Regions from separate parts of the Homo sapiens genome. Here region 2 is linked to region 1. Evidence: chromatin loops called from intact Hi-C (ENCODE). Cell type or tissue: Caco-2. All regions are shown on one strand. Links, peaks and the distances in the headings refer to the core of each region. The heading gives the core; the rest is flanking DNA.

Region 1 (10,167 bases), core at 835-8,834:
GGAGTCTTGCTCTGTTGCCCAGGCTGGAGTGCAGTGGTGTGATCTCGACTCACTGATTCTCCTGCCTTAGCCGCCCGAGTAGCTGGAATTATAGGTGCCACCATGCCCAGCTAATTTTTGTATTTATAGTAGAGATGAGGTTTCATCATCTTGGCCAGGCTGGTCTTGAATGCCTGACCTCAGGTGATCCGCCTGCCTCAGCCTTCTAAAGTGCTGGGATTACAGGCATGAGCCACCGTGCCTGGCTACATCTGTCTTAAGTCACAAAGTTTGTGGTGATTTGTTATAGCAGCAAAAAGCAACTAATATACAGCTGAAATTATATAACTTTCCATTCATCAATTTCATGACTTATTGTAGCTTTACTAGGTATTTAAAAGCAAACTCTAGTATAGTATTTTTAAAATTCTAATATTTTTATTGTTGGGTCTTGCATCCTTGTTTTCTTCTCCTCATTTATCCTAGGATGGTAGGACCTACAGATTCTTGATTAGATTATAGATGCAAAAAAAGAACCTGGAATTATTCCCCAAGAAGCTCCTTCTTCTGAAACCAAGAGGTGAGGAATGCTCGTCTGCTCCAGGACATGCTCAGTGAGATGAAAAGCTGTATGCATGGGAGTTGGGCCATGAAGTGCAAGACGCAAACCCTTGAAATCGTTTTTAATGAAATATAAACATTGAGTTAGCATGAGGGCCACAGTTTCTGGGTGGTTGGTTCTAAGTTTGGCAATCAGGACATAGAGGGAAAATTCTCCTGCTTTAATGGCCTCCAGATGTTCTTTTGGTCCCAACTGAAAATTTCTCATCATTTATGGTTAATATTTTTGTCAGCAGCAGAGTTTTGTTGTAATGTCTCCAAACTGGTGGTAGTGACCATTAGTCATTAGACAAACCCCAAATAAGGGTTTAATCTTGGGGTCACTTTAAGTGTTCCATTATATTTCACTTAATGAATAGTCATCAGAATGTTCTGTTTGTACAACAGGGGACTACATGATTCTATCTGATGACAACCAGTCAGTGATCTCAGGTATAAAATGCAATGTCCTATTGTAACAATGGCTGGCATTACACCCAACATCTAGAAGAAAAAAAACAATGATGTCAGAAGGCAGTCATCTGGAGTGAATAAAAGGCAAGAGGCTTATTGCAAATTCTAATGCACTTCATCATAGAATTTTAATTAACTATTCCATTCACACCAATTGGGGACTATTAAAGCAGTCGTTTCTGAGAAGCAATCTTTGGGAAATTCAGGTAAAAAAAGACAACTTCTGTCTTCTGGAACAATAAGGTTATGACTTCCTACACCTAATAAAAGGTGACTATATAGCCAGGCGTGGTGGCACGCGCCTGTAATTCCAGCTACTCAGAAGGCTGAGGAATGAGAATCGCTTGAACCCGGGAGGTGGAGGTTGCAGTGAGTAGAGATCGCACCACTGCACTCAAGCCTAGATGACAGTGAGACTCTGTCCCCCACTCCCCCCACAAAAGTTATCATGCAGGATCTGCCCTGGGATATAGTTTAATTATGTAACATAGTCTGAAAATAAGCAAATTACTTATATACATGCTTTGATCTTTCTCTATCTGAGGAATGGGAAGAACATAGTTTACCTCTCTAGAAGTCGCTTCTGAGAATTGTGGTCCATGCTCCATTCTGAATCCACAAGGAAAGGCCTTCACACTATACATGGCAATTGCCATTAGATATTGTCTTCTGGTTATGGCGCAATGGGCTGATTGCCTTAGTTATGTCAGAAAGGTGTTTGAAGAGCCTATTGTGACTTGCCTGGTTTTAAAGGCTTGAGTTATAACTGGCTAATAATACACATTGATACTGTCTGCAGCTTTTAACAAGTGTTTTTTGTTTGTGCTTAATACTTATCAGATGACTAGGTAATTTTTGAGGTTGACTCACCAGGGCATTTGGTTTCATGGGTCATTAGGGACCTGAATTACAGGCCCTTCACAACACTTAGCAAGTGAATCATACTGAACAATAGAATCTCTTTTAACCTTTGTCTTTTTAAAAATTAAATGATAATAAATCATTCGACCCTACATTAAATCTTCTCCTCTCCTCTCCTCTCCTTTCCTTCTCGACAGGGTCTTGCTCTGTTGCCCAGGCTGGAGTGTGGTGCAATCGTGGCTCACTGCAGTCTTGAGCTCCTGGGCTCAGGTGATCCTCCTGCCTCCTGCCTTAGTCCCTCCTTCAGCTGGCACTACAGGTGTGCAACACCATGCCCAGATAATTTTGTATTTTTTGAAGAGATGGGGAGGATCTCTCTCTGTTGCTCAGACTGGTCTCAAACTCCTGACCCAGATTGATCCTCCCACCTTGGCCTCCCAAACATAGCCTAGTACTCTAGGAGTTTCCCTGCTTGCAGAGAGGAACAGTGCTTTGCTAGAACTGTTAGAACAAAGAAAAGATGACTGGGTGCGGTGGCTCATGCCTGCAATCCCAGCACTTTGGGAGTCTGAGGTGGGCGGATCATCTGAGGTCAGGAGTTCAAGACCAGCCTGGCCCATATGGTGAAACCCCGTCTCTACTAAAAATACAAAAATTAGCCAGGCGTGGTGGTGGGTGCCTGTAATCCCAGCTACTCAGGAGGCTGAGACAGGAGAATTGCTTTAATCCAGGAGGCGGAGGTTGCAGTGAGCCGAGATTATGGTATTGCACTCCAGTCTGGGCAACAAGAGTGAGACTCCGTCTCAAAAAAAAAAAAAAAATTAATTAAATTAAATTAAAAAAAAGAACAAAGAAAAGATGTTACCACGAACTCTAAAATGGCACACTTGCAGATTTCTCACTGGGGAAGATGTCTCGTCTTCCTCGTGTTGTTCCCGTTTTCTTTCTCATCCAGGGTCCGACAGGGATGACATCAACAGAAGCTCAGGCTAGAAGGAAGATGAGGTAGCAGTGGGCCTGGTCTGCCCCAACCCCCAGGAGTGACTGGCAGCACACATAGCCTGAATCGACAAGATTTTAAAAAAACATATATGTTTTGGTTTTCACAAATTCTCCCACCTGTTGGTAAGTACTTTTGAAAATTTAAATCATAGACTCATTCTTTTATGACATTTTCCAACAGACGTTCCCAATATAAAATCTCAGACTACCCTTAACTTCCTCTGAAGCCCAGGGCTCATTTGCATCTGTAATTCTGACATCTACCATCTTACAGAGGGTTCTGTAATTACCAAGGCAATGAGCACAAGTCCCTGGTTCTCTCGGCAATCCAACCCTCTGAAGCAAGAAAATGCACCCCTCTGCCAAGTGAGGGTCTGTTTTTCTCTCCTTAAAATCTGCATGAAATAGTTTGCCAATCCCAGATGATGTGATAAGACGTGGTGTGATGCGATAAAAGGGGTAACCAGCACTTTGGGAGGCCGAGGCAGGAGGAACACCTGAGGTCAGGAGTTCAAGGCCAGCCTGGCCAACATGGTGAAAACCCGTGTCTAGTAAAAATACAAAAATTAGCTGGGCATGGTGGCTGCCACCTGTGATCCCAGCTACTTGGGAGGCTGAGGCAGGAGAATCACTTGAACCTGGGAGGTGGAGGTTGCAGTGAGCCGAGATTACTCCGTTGTACTCCAGCCTGGGCAACAAGGGAAAAACTCCATTTCAAAAAAAAAAAAAAAAAAAGGTGGGGGGGATAGCCAGGAAGAAGCCCTGTTCTAATCCCGAACAGCTCTTTCCCTTGTCCACCCTGTTTCAGATCACATTGTTTAAAGCAACAATAATAATAATAATTATAACAACAGAGAAGAGAACTTGCGCGAATTTACTTTTATTTTATTTTTTCTAAGACAGCATCTTGCTCTGTCACCCCGGCTGGAATGTAGTGACGTGATCACAGCTCACTGCAACCTCTTCCTCCTGGGCTCAGGTGATCCTCCCACCTTAGCCTCCTGAGTAGCTAGGACCACAGGCATCTGCCACCACACCTGGCTAATTTTTTAAAATTTTTTTGTAAAGACAGAGTTTCGCCATGTTGCCCATGCTGGTCTTGAACTCCTGGGCTCAAGCTATGTGCCTGCCTCGGCCTCCCAAAGTGCTGGGATTACAGGCGTGAGCCACCACACCCAGCCTCAGCATTTGGTAAGCCTTGAATATGTGCCAAACACTCTGCTAAGCATGTTACATTCATTATATTATCCAATCCACAGACTAACCCAAGAGCAAAGCACCGTTAGTATATTCATCCTATCGTACAGATGGGCCTGGGACAGCTAAGATAGTTGCCTTTTGGGTTGAGCGTTGTCCTGTTTCTTCTCTTGCTTTTAAAATGTATTTATTGATTCTTTCAACAAAGATTTATTGAGCACTTATTATGTCCCAGGCCCTATTTAATCTTTATATATTCTCATATATTGATGAAGATGTCATGAGCTCAATAAACTGCTTTGTTCTAAGAGAAGAAAGAAGTTTCTGTAAAAGCAGGGGCTTCTGAGAAAAGAGGGAAATGTGAACTTCAGACTTCAGTGGCTTCACACACTTCTGCCCTGAGCAGTATTGATAAGAATGCAGTCTCTCAGGTTGAAGTATGTCACTTTCACCTTTTCAACTGGGTGGGGAGAATGATATCTGGGGAATGTGAAGTGTTTTTACTGCAGGCTTTCTGCAAAGACCAAAGGGAGAGATAGGGCCTGAAAAATGATGGGGAATTCCCAGATCTGAGAAAACTCGTTAATAAACTTGGAATCCTGGTGCCCCCGTTTGAAAGGGCCTCGGACGTCTCTGAGTCCATCCCTTAGACAAGCTCTCTATTGGAAGCAAGATGTCCTATTAACAAATGTTAATTTGTTAAACAGACTACTTCTGCCTGCACACACTTTGAATGCAGGGGAACTCTCTCTCTCATGAGGCAGCCGATTCTGGTGCTAAACAGACTGTTCTTCCTCATACCAAGCCAGGAATCTACCTCTATGTCCACTCATGGGTCCCAGATCAGTCCTTGGATGTCATGAATACTAATCCGGTCAGGAATAATAAGTCATGAACAATAAATCTGGTATTTCTTTCATAGGAGCATTCATCTCTAAAATCAGAAACCTTGTTTCCACTAAGACTTTCTTGTCTTGCTCCTTCAGCTTCCCTTACATGTCATGATTCCAAATGCTTTACTATCCTAGCTGGAGCAAGGGGAACTGTGAATGAATGAGCTGGAGACACTGGAGGCTTGCTCAGAGGAGCCATTATTAATAAACACACACTGAAGTCACAAGAAACTTTGAAAGAGGGGCTGGGGCCTCTCCTGTGGCCATTAGGATGTGGACAAAGCGTCTTTGGAATGGAAGAGGTTTCTGGGGTCAGGGATCATCTGGCTGGTATTTGAGTCCCTATATAGCGCTTGTGACACTCAGAACAGTCTTTTTAAGGCCAGGCTGTGGTGTCTGAAGAAGTACCTGGGAAGCAAATATAATTGCTCTAAGTAGCATGCTTGACCTAGGCAATGTACACAGCCATCTCTGGGGAGAATTTCATTTTTATTATTTGAGACAGAGTTTTGCTCTGTTGCCCAGGCTGGAGTGCAGTGGTGCAATCACAGGTCACTGAAGGCTTGACCTCTCAGGCTCAAGTGATCCTCCCACCTTAGCCTCCCAAGTAGCTGGAACTACAGGTGCACACCACCATGCCTGGCTGATTTGTGGAATCTGAGGGTGATCCTGAAGACCCCCAAACTTGCAACTATTGTCTGAAGTAAGGGACTGTTCCATTAGACTTTGCAGTTTGCTAAACTCTGTTACAGCCCTTCACTCTAGGGAAATAAACTCTGACTCTTTATCGAGGTTTTTTTTTTTTTTTTTTGATATGGAGTCTTCTATCACCCAGGCTGGAGTGCAGTGTCATGATCTCGGCTCACTGCAACCTCCGCTTCTCGGGTTCAAGTGATTCTCCTGCCTCAGCCTCCTGAGTAGCTGGGATTACAGGCGGCCACCACCACACCCAGCTAATTTTTGTATTTTTAGTGGAGACAGGGTTTCACCATGTTGGCCAGGCTGGTCTTGAACTCCTGACCTCAAATGATCCACCTGCCTCAGCCTCCCAGAGTGCTGGGATTACAGGTGTGAGCCATTGCACCAAGCCTCTTTATCCAATTTTGTGCCTCCCCCTGGGACAAGGTGTCCCCAGAGCTAAGGGGCCATAGCTTTCCTTTTTCTGGATCACACCCCTGCATGTGCTGGTGACTGGAGTTTGGATGTGTGTGCTGGGATGTCCACATAGGTGAGTATGAGTCTCCCCGCAACATGGAGGGAATGAGAGAACAGAGGGTGAGTTATGGTACAAAGGCCTGGAGCCAGGGCCTTCTCTCCCCACACCACCATACTCCACTGCGGAATTCCAGACAGTCGAGAATTCTAAATTTGAACATAGACTTCGAGGTTATCATGGTGTTTTTTTCAAAGCAGCAAGCTCCCTTTTCATTTTATTTTGTTGTATTTTATTAATTAATTTATTTTATTTTCAGTTTTATTTTAGGTTCGGGGGACATGTGAAGTTTGTTATATAGGTAAACTCGTGTCACTGGGATTTGCTGTATAAATTATTTCATTTCCCAGGTACAGGTACTAAGTGTAGTACCCAGTAGTTAATTTTTTTCTGCTCCTCTCCTTCCTCCCATCCTCTACCCTCAAGTAGGCCCCAGTTTCTGCTGTTCCCTTCTTTGTGTTCATAAGTTCTCATCATTCAGCTCCCACCTATAAATGAGAACGTGTGGGATTTGGTTTTCTGTTTCTGCATTTAACTTGTTAAGGATAATAGCCTCCAGCTCCATTCATGTTCCCCAAAAGTAGCTTGTTTTTTGGAAGCTACGTAATTTTTTTTTCTTTTCTTTTCTTTCTTTTTTCTTTTTTTGTAGAGATAGGATCTCACTGTGTTGCCCAAACTGACCTCAAACTCCTGGCCTCAAATGATCCTCCCACCTTGGCCTCCCAGTGTGCTGAGATGACAGGTGTAAGCCACCATTCCCGCAGCAAAGCTTATGGATTCTTTAATGCTCTCAACTCTCATGAAAACAACCACCATAAATCTTAGTTCGTTCATTGTCATAAATTATTTTTTTCCCTATATTTTGTAAAGAACTGAAATTGAGAAAAGACTACTAATGTGACCCTAGCATTTCTGTTACTGGAAACTTATACTTTTAGCCTTATTTATAACATAAAGAATGCTAAATTTATAATATAAATAATGCTAAAAAGACCAAAGACCAAAGGGAGAGATAGGGCACTGAAAAATTATGAGGAATTCCCAGATCTGAGGAAACTCATTAATAAACTTGGAATCTCAGGCCAGGCGCGGTAGCTCACGCCTGTAATCCCAGCACTTTGGGAGGCTGAGGCGGGCGTATCACGAGGTCAGGAGATCGAGACCATCCTGGCTAACATGGTAAAACCCCGTCTCTACTAAAAACACAAAAAATCAGCCAGGTGTGGTGGCGGGCACCTGTAGTCCCAGCTACCCAGGAGGCCGAGGCAGGAGAATGGCGAGAACCCGGGAAGTGGAGCTTGCAGTGAGCCGAGATTGCGCCACTGAACTCCAGCCTGGGAGACAGCGAGACTCTGTCTCAAAAAACAAAACAAAACAAAAAACAAAAACTTGGAATCTCAGTGTCCCCATTCAAAAGGACCTCAAAGGTCTCTGAGTCCACCCCTTAGACAAACTCTCTATCAAACTCTGTATCCCCGCTTTGGTCTTATTTTTTATATGAGGGTAAGTTATCTTGATGTTTGCCTCACTGGTAATATCAGAGGGATTTGTTAAGTACGGGAAGTTTGGTTATAAACTAACTTTGGACATTCAAAGCCATGTTCATATAATAATGCAAATGTTACTTTATCATGATTTCTTCTTCTTAACAAGATAACTTTTCTTATTGTTTCCCCAACTATAATTGACTGCTACACTTGCGATTAGCTTTGGTCAAGATGCATTCTTTACAATGCCTAGAGGGTATGGTGGATAGGATTATCTCCATTTTACAGGTAAGGGAGATGAGGCTGAGAAACTGAGGCCAAGAAGAGTTCAGTATCTTGCATAGAATTTCATGGCTCAGAATAGTAGAGCCCAAGTAATATACCAATCTCCTGTCCAGAGCTTTTCACTTTGCAGAATTCCCAACAACATGAACTAACTCAAATGGAGGCATAAGGATGAAATTCACATAGGCACATTTAAATCCCAGATCTCATGGAAAAAGTGAATGGCATTAATTAGACCTACCAATTGAACAACTAAAAAGAAAATAAGACAATCATCTTCTGAGCAAAATCACAAGAAAAACCCAAGTCTTTCAAAATCTTACCAAGGGTCAGTTTTTAGAAGACAATGGTTCCTTTCGTACGTGAGCCATTTGGTGTAGGGAACTCAGTCTATCTCGATTCTTTAGATTCATTGGGTTTTCCTTCTTTCCTTCTCTAAGCAGTCATTAGGCATCTGCTAAGAGTAAGGCACATGAAATGCTTTTATTAAGGAGAATGTTTGGCCTTCAAAAGATTAATATCACAGAGATGGAAACCAGGCCTGTCGCTGAGGTTTGGCGACTGCTACGTCAAAGCCCCAGATCTGGCTAACCTCAAACTGGTCTCTTAATTAAAGAGTAAAATTTAAGGAGAGCTCATGTAATTCTTTGGAGGTTTAAGATAAGATTTTGTTGACTGGATACAGTAATCTATTTGGGGAGGGGGGAGCTGAAAAGATTCTTTTCACTTTTATGTAAGATATGTGTTAGTCTTGGCTCTAAAAGAGCAATTTTAATCCAAGATTCTCAAGGAACTCTTCACAGATTAATTCATTTTGGAGAAACATAACTTCATTGCTTCCATTCCACAGATATTTAAAAGGGTCCTGGAGGACCCATTTTTTGTCTGTTTTGCTCCCAGTGGATACCCCTCTGTTTAATTTGGAAGAATAGCAACCACAATTTATGCCAATAGCATGCATTTCAAATGTTAGTGCTGTATCTACCTCAGAGAGGTATCTGAGTAATAGCTGGGCCCAGTGTCTTCATCTGACCATCCACCACCCATTCATGTATCCATCACCCATCCAACCACCATCTGTCTAACCATCCACCATCCACCATCCATCCATCCATCCATCCATCCATCCATCCATCCATCCATCCATCATCCACCCACCACCCATTCATACACCTATTCGTCATCGATCCACTATCCATCCACCCATCTCCCATCTATCCATTCATCTACCATCTACATCCATCCACCCCCCATCCAACACCATTTATCTACCCAATTACCATCCACCACCCATCCATCCGTCCATCCATCTACCATCCACTCATTCATTCATCTGTCCATCATTCATCCATCCACCACCCATCTACCATCGATCCATTCATCTACCATCCACATCCACCCACCACCCATCCAACCATCTATCTACCCAATTATCATCCACCACCAATCCATCCACCCATCCATCCATCTACCATCCACCATCCATCACCCATTCATCCATCTGTTCATCATTCATCCACTCACATCTATCCTCCCATTTACCATCCATCCATTCATCTATCATCCATTCACCACCCATCCATCTACCACCCATCCCTCCATCTATTCATTCATCTATCATCCATCCATTCATCTATCCACCCATCTACCATCCATCCATTCATCTACTATCCAATCATCCATTCACCACACATCCATCCATAACCATCTATCCACCTACCATTCATCCATTTATTCATCCATCCATCTACCACCATCCATCCACCCATCTACCATCCATCCATTTATCTATTATCATTCATCCATCCACCACCCATCCATCCATTCATCAATCCATCTGTTGCTGTTGTTATTACTATTTGTATTTATCGATAAAGTAACTCAGCCCCAGAAAAGGTAAGTGATCCACCTATAGGTTTAGGATAAATAAATCAGGAGTTAGAGAATCTATTTCTTTGATTGTTTGCTTCTCTTTCCCAGAAAGTGAAGGAGGAGAGCCAGAGGTAGGAAGTGGGAGATAATTTTCAGAGGCCTAAATTATTTTGATTTAATTTTGGTCTAAGAGCTGAGTTCTGGGAGTGGGTTTGTTTGTTTATTTTTGCTTTAATTTGTATATCAATTCTAAAGCCTCCAAAATAAAGTTGACAAGACTACATTTCCCAATTTACCTATTTGT
Region 2 (10,167 bases), core at 1,166-9,165, 56 kb after region 1:
AGATCCAGGTGTTGAGGATAGAAAAACTTAAACTTAAGTCTTCATAGTTAATCAGGTGGATAGGAGAGGGATGCCTGTGCTGAGCCATTTGCGTGTCATACCTAGGGTGACCGACCGTCTCTTTGCCCAGGACTATCTTGATTTTAGCAAGGAAAGTCCTTTGTCCCAGGAGCAAGTATCATATTTCTGTGGTATTTTGCCCAGTAACACCCAGCCAAAGGCACACAGTAACTACATGTTATTTACTTGACAGATTGGCCAAATTTACACGTGACAGCTAAAGTAACTGGGAGTTGGTTTCATTTGTGGTCTTAGTACAATGGCTTGGAAAGGAAGCAGTGAAGCTTTAGATAAGGCAATCTTATTTTCTTCATACTTTTGTGATATCAGTCTTCACATCACAAATTTACAGCCATATTTGGAATATTTTTTAAGCAGGGCCTTTCTTTCATTGCCCAGAAAATTTTAAACTTCTAAGAATATATTACAAGACACCGTCATGTCAGAAGCACTGTTGAAGACCCCAGAGAAACAGGTCTTAGTGCTTTATTTTTTTGAGACAGAGTCTCACTCTGGAGCCCAGGCTGGAGTGCAGTGGCGCGATCTCAGCTCACTGCTACCTCCGCCTCCTGGACTCAAGCAATTCTCACACCTCAGCCTCCCGAGTAGCTGGGATTATAGGTGCACACCACCACCCCCAGCTAATTTTTGTATTTTTAGTAGAGACAGGGTTTCGCCATGTTGGCCAGGCTGGTCTCGAACTCTTACCTCAGGTGATCCACCTGCCTCGGCCTTCCAAAGTGCTGGGATTACACATGTGAGCCACTGCCCCTGGCCAGTCTTAGTGCTTTTTGATGTGCATCACCACATTTCAGCAAATCAGGTGGACTGTGTCATGGCTAAATGTCTGACCCTGTCACACCCCAAGGGGGTTAAAGCTTAGTGCCCAGATTGGAGTAAGCAGTTTTGCTTTTCACCCAGACAGCAGGGCCATCCCTTCAGCTGATGCCTTCCCTAAAGAAATGAGGTGTCCGGGCACTGTAGCTCATGCCTGTAATCCCAGCATTTTGGGAGGTCGAGGCAGGTAGATCATGAGGTCAGGAGATCAAGACCATTCTGGCCAACATGGTGAAATCCTGTCTCTACTAAAAATACAAAAATTAGCTGGGTGTGGTGGTGCGTGCCTGTAGTCCCAGCTACTCGGGAGGCTTAATTGCTTGAACCCAGGAGGCAGAGGTTGCGGTGAGCTGAGATCGTGCCACTTCACTCCAGCCTGGGTGACAGAGTGGGACTCCGTCTCAGAAAAAAAAAAAAAAAAGAGGGTGATTTGCTTTGATCAGTTTCCTCCGCCCCCACAAGCATATTGGCAGTTCCTCAGAAAAAGGGCACAACATTTTCCGTCTTAACTGGTGAGCCAGAAAGACTTTCATTCAAGTTAACATCTAGCTTTCTTGCCCCCCAAGGCTCAAGCAAAGCCCAATCAGGACCAGTTGCCACCCTTCACAGAGCAAATCCCTGAGCCAGCTGATAATCATGTGTGACCTGGGCATTGGCTGCGGAGAGGCAGCAGCCACCTGAACCAACAGCTTCCAGGTGCTGGTGCTGTCCACGTTCTCCTCCTGCCTTGTAAAAGTTGAACTCCTTCTGCTGGCTGGGAAAGGCCCTCTTCTTGGAATGCTGAGAACAAGTGGTTTCTGGAGCACAGCTCAATCTCTACTTCCCTTCCCTCCCCTCCTTTCACTTCTCCTCCTCCTCCTTTTCTTCCTCATCTCCTCCTGCCTCCTATTCCTCCTCCTCCTCCTCTCCACCTCCTCCCTCCTCCCCTCTCTTCTGCCTCATCCCTTTCTCATCCTCTCTTCCTCTTCCTCCTCTCTCCTCCACCTCTTCACCTGCTCTCTCCCACTCCTTTCTTCTTTTCCCCCTCCCTCCTCTCTCCTCTTCTTCCTCCTTCTTTCTCCCAGCCTGCTCCTCTTTCTTCCCCCCTTCTCTCTCCTCTCCTCATCTTCACCTTCTCTCTACTCCTGCTTTCTTCTCCTTCTCCTCTTCCTCCTTCCCTTCTCTCTCCTCCTCTTCCTCCTTCTTATGTCCTCTCTCCCCTGCTTCCTTACACTCTCTTCCTCCTGTTTACCTCTTCTTCCCCCTTCCCTCCTCTTACCCTCTCTTCCTCCTCTTTTTTCTCCCCTTTTCCCTCCTCCTCTTTACCTTCTTTCTCTTCTTCTCCTTCTTTCCTTTTCTCCTCCTCTTCACCTCCTCTCTTCTCCTATTCTCTCTTCCTCCTTCTTTTTTATTTTTGAGATGGAATCTCACTCTGCTGCCCAGGCTGGAGTGCAGTGGCGCGATCTCAGCTCACTGCTACCTCCGCCTCCTGGACTCAAGTGATTCTCCTGCCTTGGCCTCCCGAGTAGCTGGGATTACAGGCACCTGGCACCACACCTGGCTAATTTTTGTATTTTTAGTAGAGACAGGGTTTCACCATGTTGGCCAGACTGGTCTCGAATTCCTGACCTCAGTTGATCCACTCACCTCAGCCTCCCAAAGAGCTGGGATTACAGGCATGAGCCACTACGCCTGGCTTCTTCCTCTTTCTTTTCCTCCCCTTCTCTTTCCTCTTCTCTTTCTCCACCTCTTTCTCTCTCCTCTTCTCTTTCTCCACCTCTTTCTCTCTTCTCTTCTCTTTCTCCTCCTCCTTCTCTCTCCTCCTCCCCTTTCTCTGTCCTCCTCTTCTCTTTCTCCCCCTCCTCTTCCTCCTCCTTTCCCTCCTGCCTGCCTCTCCTGCCCCCTTCATTTTGCCAGCACCTCTCCTCTTTCTCTCTCTTCCTCTCACTCCACACACCTCCTCTCCTTTTCCTCTTCTCTTCCAGATGGAGGGTGCCACTCTAGGTCTTTAAGCTGTTTTATCTCCTTCATTCTTCACCCCTAGGAGCTGAGTCGCCTTTTCTGATCTGTACATTTCTTTTGGTCTCAACCCTTAATGCCCAGAGCCCATGGCTGTGCAAAGCACTAACCTCACTGATGTGCAACTGAGAGGCTATTTGCAACCAGAGAGCAGAGAATCAATTTTTTCCCCACAGGACAGAATTGTAACATGAATCAGATCTTTAATTGGACTTGCCTCCCTGGGCTTAATTCCTCTTCTGTATACTTAGGGAAGTTACCGAAATTACTTTTCACCTGTTTTGAGAAGATGGTAGGCGAGATTGGAAATGAGCTGGGGGTAAAAGATATGTGCAAATGGACATGAGTTTCGGGAAGACACTGTGCCTTTGGAGAGCTAAATATGAAAGAGTGTGGCTGCATTTGAGAGCCGGTAGTACAAAGGTTAATACATCACCTGTGTTCACAGCCCATCATTGACCCGGAGCCATATTTGAGTTCTAGCTCCGTGCCATCATTCATTGGAGCATAGCCCTGGCTGAGGGTTCCTGGAGAGAACTTCTCATGGGTCACAGCCAGCACTGCCCTACTGTGTCCAGAAGACTGGGACCCTCCAGGATGGAAGGGACTGGGGTGTCGATGAAAGGATTCAGTGCAGATATGAGGAGAGTGTCCTGTCCTTGGGCGAGTTCCTTGCATTTTTCCTCCCACATGGAAGCTGGCAGTTTCTGCTGAGATGGTTTTAGATGTACTTAGATAGTCAGCTTTCTGTCCGATCTTGTTAGAAGTTGCCATCCCCTTCTTTCTCAGGCCACTTTCACTTTTGTAACTGAGTGTGGATTTCTAACCTTTATGTAAGAAGAGTTACTTTTCATTTTGCCCAAATCATGCAGTTTGTGGAGGTCTTGGCTGTGAAGTCCCCCAGGCAGCAGGGCCCTGGGCCTATAGTGGGATCCCCAAAATCCTGGAAGGGCAGCAGCAGCTGGCTTAGAAATCCACACAAGGAGGGTTTCAAGTCGGCTAGCAGAGGTTTGCCTGGGACTCATCCAAGGCCATGACAGAACACTCTGCCAAAGCCGTCTGCGTGGTCCCTGATGCCACGGGCACCCTGGGGAGGCTGTGGGTGGCAGCATAAGCTTCGACAAGCATGGGCCTGTGAGGCCAGATAGCACAGGCTCCAGTCCTGACTCGACACTCACAGCTGTGCAGCCTCGGTCAAGGTAGCATCCTCTCTTTGCTCACATTTATTTCTCTGCAAATTAAGGTTAATACTGTCTCCTTCACAGGGTAATTGTGAGGATGGAATGAGAGAAAGTCTGTACAATTCCTAACCAGGACCTAGTATACAGTTAGAGCAGGGGTCCCCAACCCCCAGGCCATGGACTGGTACCAGTCTGCGATCTGTTAGGAACTGGGCTGCATGGCAGGTGAGTGGTGGGCCAGCAAGGGAAGCTTCACCTGAATCCACACCATTCCTCATCTCTCACATTCCCGTGGAGCTCTGGCTCCTGTCAGGTCAGCCACAGCATCCGATTCTCACAGGAGCGCGAACTCTACTGTGAACTGCATATGCGAGGAATCTAGTTGCATGTTCCTTATGAGAACCTAATGTCGATGATCTGTCCCCAGATGGGACCTCTAGTTGCAGGAAAACAAGCTCACACTCCCGCTGATTCTACATTATGCTGTGTTATATAATTATTTAATCATATATTACAATGTAATAGTAATAGAAAGAAAGTGCACAGTAAGCTGGGCACGGTGGCTCATGCCTGTAATCCCAGCAACTTGGGAGGCTGAGGCGGGTGGATCGCTTGAGGTCAGGAGTTTCAGACCAGCCTGGCCAATAGGGTGAAACCCCATCTCTACTAAAAATACAAAAATTCTCCAGGTGTGGTGGTGTGCGGCTGTAATCCCAGCTACTCGGGAGGCTGAGGCATGAGAATTGCTTGAACCTGGGAGGTGGAGATTGCAGTGAGCTGAAATCGAGATTGTGCCGCTGCACTCCAGCCTGGGCAACAGAGTGAGACTCTGTCTCAAAAAAAAAAAAAGAAAGAAAGAAAAGAAAAGAAAGAAAGGAAGGAGGGAAGGAAGGAAGGAGGGAAGGAAGGAGGGAAGGAAGGAAGGAAGGAAGGAAGGAAGGAAGGAAGGAAGGAAGGAAGGAAGGAAGGAAGGAAAAAGAAAAGAAAATGCACAATAAGTGCAATGTGCTTGAATCACCTGAAACCACCCCCCAACCAACGCTGGTCTGTGGAAAAGTTGTCTTCCACCAAACCAGTCCCTGGTGCCAAAAAGGTTGGGGACTGCTGAGTTAGGGTAAATGCCCAAGAATTTCAGTAGAAAGCAGAAAGGAGCAAGCAGCAGGAAGCAGTGAAGCATGAGTAAGAGGAATCAAATAGGCAAAAATGTGGCAGAATAGATACAGAAACTGACCCTTAGTACCTGCAAAATGTCTGTTTGCACAAAGGATCTATAGCAGAGGGCAACTTTCTTTTGGAGCAGTGGAGAGTATTGGGAGAGACCTGTTTCTCAAAGCAGCTGTCATGATGCCCAGAGTGGCAGGAAGACTAAAGTTTGATGTGTTAAAATGGCCTCAGACCCCTAAATATATATAAATTTAAAAAGAATTTTATAAAAAGGCTTATTGTGGGGAAAAAGAAAAAAAAAATCTCAGGGTCCTTGTAGGAGTGAGTGCCAACCACTCCCTGAAGACAGGGTGTTTATAGTTGAGCTTCATTTTTCCAAGGCATACAGCATTTCTCCCCATTTGGAACTTGAAGTTGATGGTTGGGAGTAACAGTGTTCTTTAAACATTTTTTCTTTCCCTAGATGGAACATTCTTTCACATCTCAATTTGCAGGCATTCCCACAGAAGCGTCTGGCCCTCTTGGAATTTCTCATAACAATTCCAACTATCCCAGCTGCCACCTCCAAGCAATACTATATTCACTCACAAGGGTCAGAACGCCTGGGGTCTGCTTTCACCTTGAGTACACACCCTCAGGTGCTAGTTACACAGAGGCCCTGTCATGGGCAGGACTTGGGCCTGCTGGGACAGTGCTAGGGAGAGTCTTATGCCCGCTGCCAGCAACCAGCACACTTTCTTCCTGCTCTCGTCCAAGAAGGTGGCTTTGTGGCATTGAAGTAGTTTGGATAGGAGAAATTTTTCCTTTGAAAATCATATCTGGTACATTAGTAAAATCATCACACTGTTTTCCTCTTTCTCACTCTGACCCAGTAGACTTTCTTTTTTTAACTGATATCAACTAATAAGGCTGAGTTTTAGGTCTCTTCACTTATTTTCAGACAAAATCCTCTATGGATTAATCCTGGTGGCTTAGAGAGGACAAGTTCTTCTGAGTATTGTCTCTCAGGGATGTGCACAAGAAGGGCCTCACTGTGAAATGAGGTGAAGAGGGTGTGTGGGCGTGGGGGAGCGTGTTAATGATTGTTCCTTCCCTTTTCTCTTCCTAAATGTTCTAATTTTGTATCTCCTTAGAATGAAGATAGCTGAGGGCGTGGCCAACACACACCCAACATGTCTTCTCTTTAAAAGTTCAAATACAGCATTGCTATTTTTAAAAGACACATGGGGCTGTGCTGTCGTTGAACAATGCTAAGAGCTATTTGTGCTGGTCCCAACTTAACGCACAGCTGCCTGGGATGCTGACATCTTCATCTACAATACGAAAAGTCAGCGCTCAACCATAAATACTTTCTGAAGGCCTGGGGAGGTTTCCAGCTGTGGCAGGAGTGGCATAGACTCCCAGCTGAAAACATTTTCACTTGGCAAATGGAAGACCATGAAAGAAAACCTGGCCATGCTGTAGGGTCCTGATAATTAGGGAAAGGAAGCAGGTAAGTTGGAAATCCTGTGAGATCATGGCAAAGTGGAACAACATTTCTCCCTGTCCTATTTCTTGTTTCTTCTTCCCAACTCCACCCGACTTCAGCCTATGTACCAAAAAGTTAGAATGTCTTAGTAGAGCCGAAGGCCTGGGGAGGCCTCTCTGTCTCTCTCTGTCTCTGTCTTTATCATCTCTACCTCTGCCTTTATCTCTTGTTCCTTGTTGTCAATATCCCATCGTTAAAAACACAGGAGCATGAAGTAGCCACCTCTGGAAGATGCTCTTGAATAGGTATACAGGTATTCCTGAGCTCACACACGGACACAGCACAACCTGTAAATGCTTAAATGTGGGTGCATGCACATGTAAGCAACAGCAAGTCAAGACAGAGCCACTCAGCATCATGGTCACAGCCCCCATAGTTACACATGGCCAAATGGATGAGTGGTGGGAGACACCTGATAGGAGGTCCAATAACTCCAGCATTGGGCAGGACCCAGAAATACTTTAGACCCTTCACTAGATCCTTGAAAGGCAGTGGGATGGGAGGAAGGGGGAGTGGGCAATAAGGAAACATTCCTGGAGGTCGACAGAGCAGGGGCAGGAAGGGACAAAGGCCAGGCATGGTGGTTCATGCTTGTAATCCTAGCAATTTGAAGGGAGGATGAGGCAGCAAGATTGCTTGAGGCCATGAGTTCCGGACCAGCATGGGCAACACAGCAAGAGGCTGTCTCCACCAAAAAAAAAAAAAAAAAAAAATTAGATAAGTGAGGTGCTGCGAGCCTGTGGTTCCAGCTACTCAGTAGACTGAAGGAGGAGGATTGTTTGAGTTTAGGAGTTTAAGGCTGCAATGAACTCCTGCCACTGCACTCCAACCTGGGTGACAGAGTGAGACCCTGTCTCTCTTAAAAAAAAAAAAAAAAAGAAAAGAAAAGAAAACGAAAAAGAAGAAAGAAAGAGAAAGAAAGAAAGAAGAGAAAGAAAGAAAAGAAAGAAAGAGAAAGAAAGAAAGAGGTAAAGAAAAAGAAGGAGCAGAGCCAGGCTATTCCAACCCTTTGACCTCTCCCATTTGAGGGAGAAAACATATCCCAACCAGCCTCACGTCAATGTGGGCACCCCCATCACTACCTGGGAAGACTCTTAAGGAGGGGCAGGCACTGGGCTTTTCCTCATCTGCTCAGTACAGTAGGGGTGACTGGATATCAGGGCCATTCATGGGAAATCGAGGCAGAAGGTAGTGAGAGGCACTGTGAGAGGCTGCCCAGTGGGTGTCACAGACATTCACCTGGACTCACTCTGCAGGGTTACTACCCTTGGGGAAGAAATAAAATGGAAAGAAACAGAACCCTGCTATGATGGTTAACATTGTGTGTTAACCTGACTGGGCCATGGGTAGCTGGTTAAATGTTGTTCCCAGATGTGTCTCCGTGGGTGTTTCCAGAAGGGCATTTGGATTGGTGAGCTGAACAAAGCAGATGGCCCTCCCCAGGGTGAGTGGGCATCACCCCATCTGCTGAGGGTCTGAATGGAGCATAAAGCGGGAGGAAGGGTGAATTTGCTCTCTGCCTGGCTGCTTGGGCTGGAACATGGATTCTCCAGCCTTTGGTGCTCCTGGTGCTCACATCTTCAGACTTGGGGAAGTCACACCATTGGCTCTGTAGCTCTCAGGCCTCCCAACTAAATCACTGGCTCTCCTGGGTCTCCAGCTTGCAGAAGGTAGATCATGGGACTTCCCAACCTGCAGAGTCCAAATCTTTAGAGAGAAGCTAATTATAAGGTACTGGCTCACATGATTATAGAGGCTGAGAAACCCCATGACCTGCTGTCTACAAGCAGGGGACCAGGAAAAGGAGCTATATTTCTCTCATTGGTTTTGTGTTGTTATAAAAGAATACCTGAGACTGGGTAGTTTATAAAGAGGCTTATTTGGCTCATAGTTCTGCAGGCTGTATGAGCCTGGCACCAGCATCAGCTTGGCTTCTGATGAGCCCTCAGGGAGCTCTTACTCATGGCAGAAGGCAGAGGGGAGCAGGTGTGTGACATGGTGTGTTAGTTCGTTCTCACAGTGCTGTAAAGAAATGTCTGAGACTGGGTCATTTCTAAAGAAAAGAGGTTTAATTTTCTCATGGCTGTGCAGGATGTACAGGAAGCATGATGCTGGGGAGGCCTCCGGAAACTTACAATCATGGTGGAAGGCAAAGGGGAAGTAGGCACGTCTTACATGGCAGGAGCAGGAGGAAGAGAGTGAAGGGGGAAGTGCTACACACTTTTAAACAATCAGATCTCGGGAGAACTCACTCGCTATCACAAGAACAGGAAGCGGGAAATCTGCAGCATGATCCAATCACCTACCACCAGGCACCTCCCACAACACTGGGGATTACAATTCAACATGAGATTTGGGTGGGTACCCAAACCCAAACCATATCACATAGTGAGAGAGGGAGCAAGAGAAAGGGGAGGAGGTGCCAGCCTCCTTTAAACAAACAGCTCTCCTGTGAACTCACGGAGAGAGAACTCACTCATTACCATGGAGATGGCGGAGAGAGAATGCACTCATTACCATGGAGATGGCGTCTAGCCATTTATGAGGGACCCACTCCCATGACCCTAACACCTCCTACGAGGCCCCATTTCCAACAACGGGGATCACGTTTCAACATGAGATTTGGAGGGGAAAGATACCCAAACCATGTCAAGTTCTGTTTCTCTGGAGAACACTGACTGATACACCCGTCTACCTCCCACCCTGCTGTGAGTGAGGTACCCCACGAGGCTGCAATTGGATCTAAGGAAAATGCCTGGCCTGCCGCACTGCTGAAAGCCAGCAGGGGGCTGTTTTGGTTTGTGCAAGCACTGACATGCAGTGATTGTTCTGGTCACCGCATGATCTCCTGAAAGGAAAAATGCTGAAATACCACAAAACTGTCTTATGAACAAAGTCCCAAATGCTCCCTTAACTGTCCTAGAACCTTAGGCTGCCACTGATGCTTACGTTTTTGAATCCTTTTTTCTCCCAGTTTCTACGTCTTTAATTCCCAAAGATCAAATTCTAATGGAGTTCCCCATATCACTTAGGTTAAGTGCCAAAGTCCTCACAATGGCCTGCAAAATCTTGCGCCCCTCGTGTCTCTGACCACAACATCATCAGTTATCCCATTGTCCACTCTGCCCTAGACCCTCTATCTCCTTACTGTTCCCAAATGTGAGGCAAGCACCCATCTCAGGGCCTTTGCTTTTGCTGTCCCCTCTTTCTGGAAAACTCTTCCCTCAGATCTCTGTCAGGTGCCTTGTCACATTTCCTCAGGCCATATCGAAATGCCCCCTTCTCAGCAAGGCCTCCCCAGCCACCTGTCTCAAACCGCAAGTCCATTTCTCTACCCTCGTCTCCCTCCACTGCATTACTGCCCTCTTTAGCACTTCACATGAGCTAACTTCCATGCCA

Evidence for each region. A loop is a pair of places that touch in the nucleus more often than their neighbours do. Peaks named below come from ENCODE experiments on the same cell type or tissue, not always from the same donor. Only the 100,000 strongest peaks of a DNase experiment are listed, where the experiment ranks them.
Region 2: a loop joins it to region 1, with 4 times the contacts of the local background. A loop is called at or near these places in 5 of 110 quality-filtered maps.

What each region holds. Positions count from the first base shown.
Region 1 is chr10:29,861,253-29,871,419 of GRCh38, forward strand. It overlaps LOC107984173 (a long non-coding RNA gene), which reads left to right. Exons shown (of 3, transcript XR_001747288.1): 2 at 466-559; 3 at 988-1,246. LOC124902402 (a long non-coding RNA gene) reads right to left here and starts at 1,774. Exons shown (of 2, transcript XR_007062100.1): 1 at 1,620-1,774; 2 at 648-1,083. RefSeq lists an enhancer at 262-1,461. In Caco-2, for the core only: no CTCF peak of the experiment used is centred there; DNase peaks (open chromatin) are centred at 1,749, 4,639 and 5,309.
Region 2 is chr10:29,917,266-29,927,432 of GRCh38, forward strand. No RefSeq gene overlaps it. Among named protein-coding and RNA genes, the nearest start is that of JCAD, 140 kb to the right of the region's middle. In Caco-2, for the core only: no CTCF peak of the experiment used is centred there; a DNase peak (open chromatin) is centred at 5,846.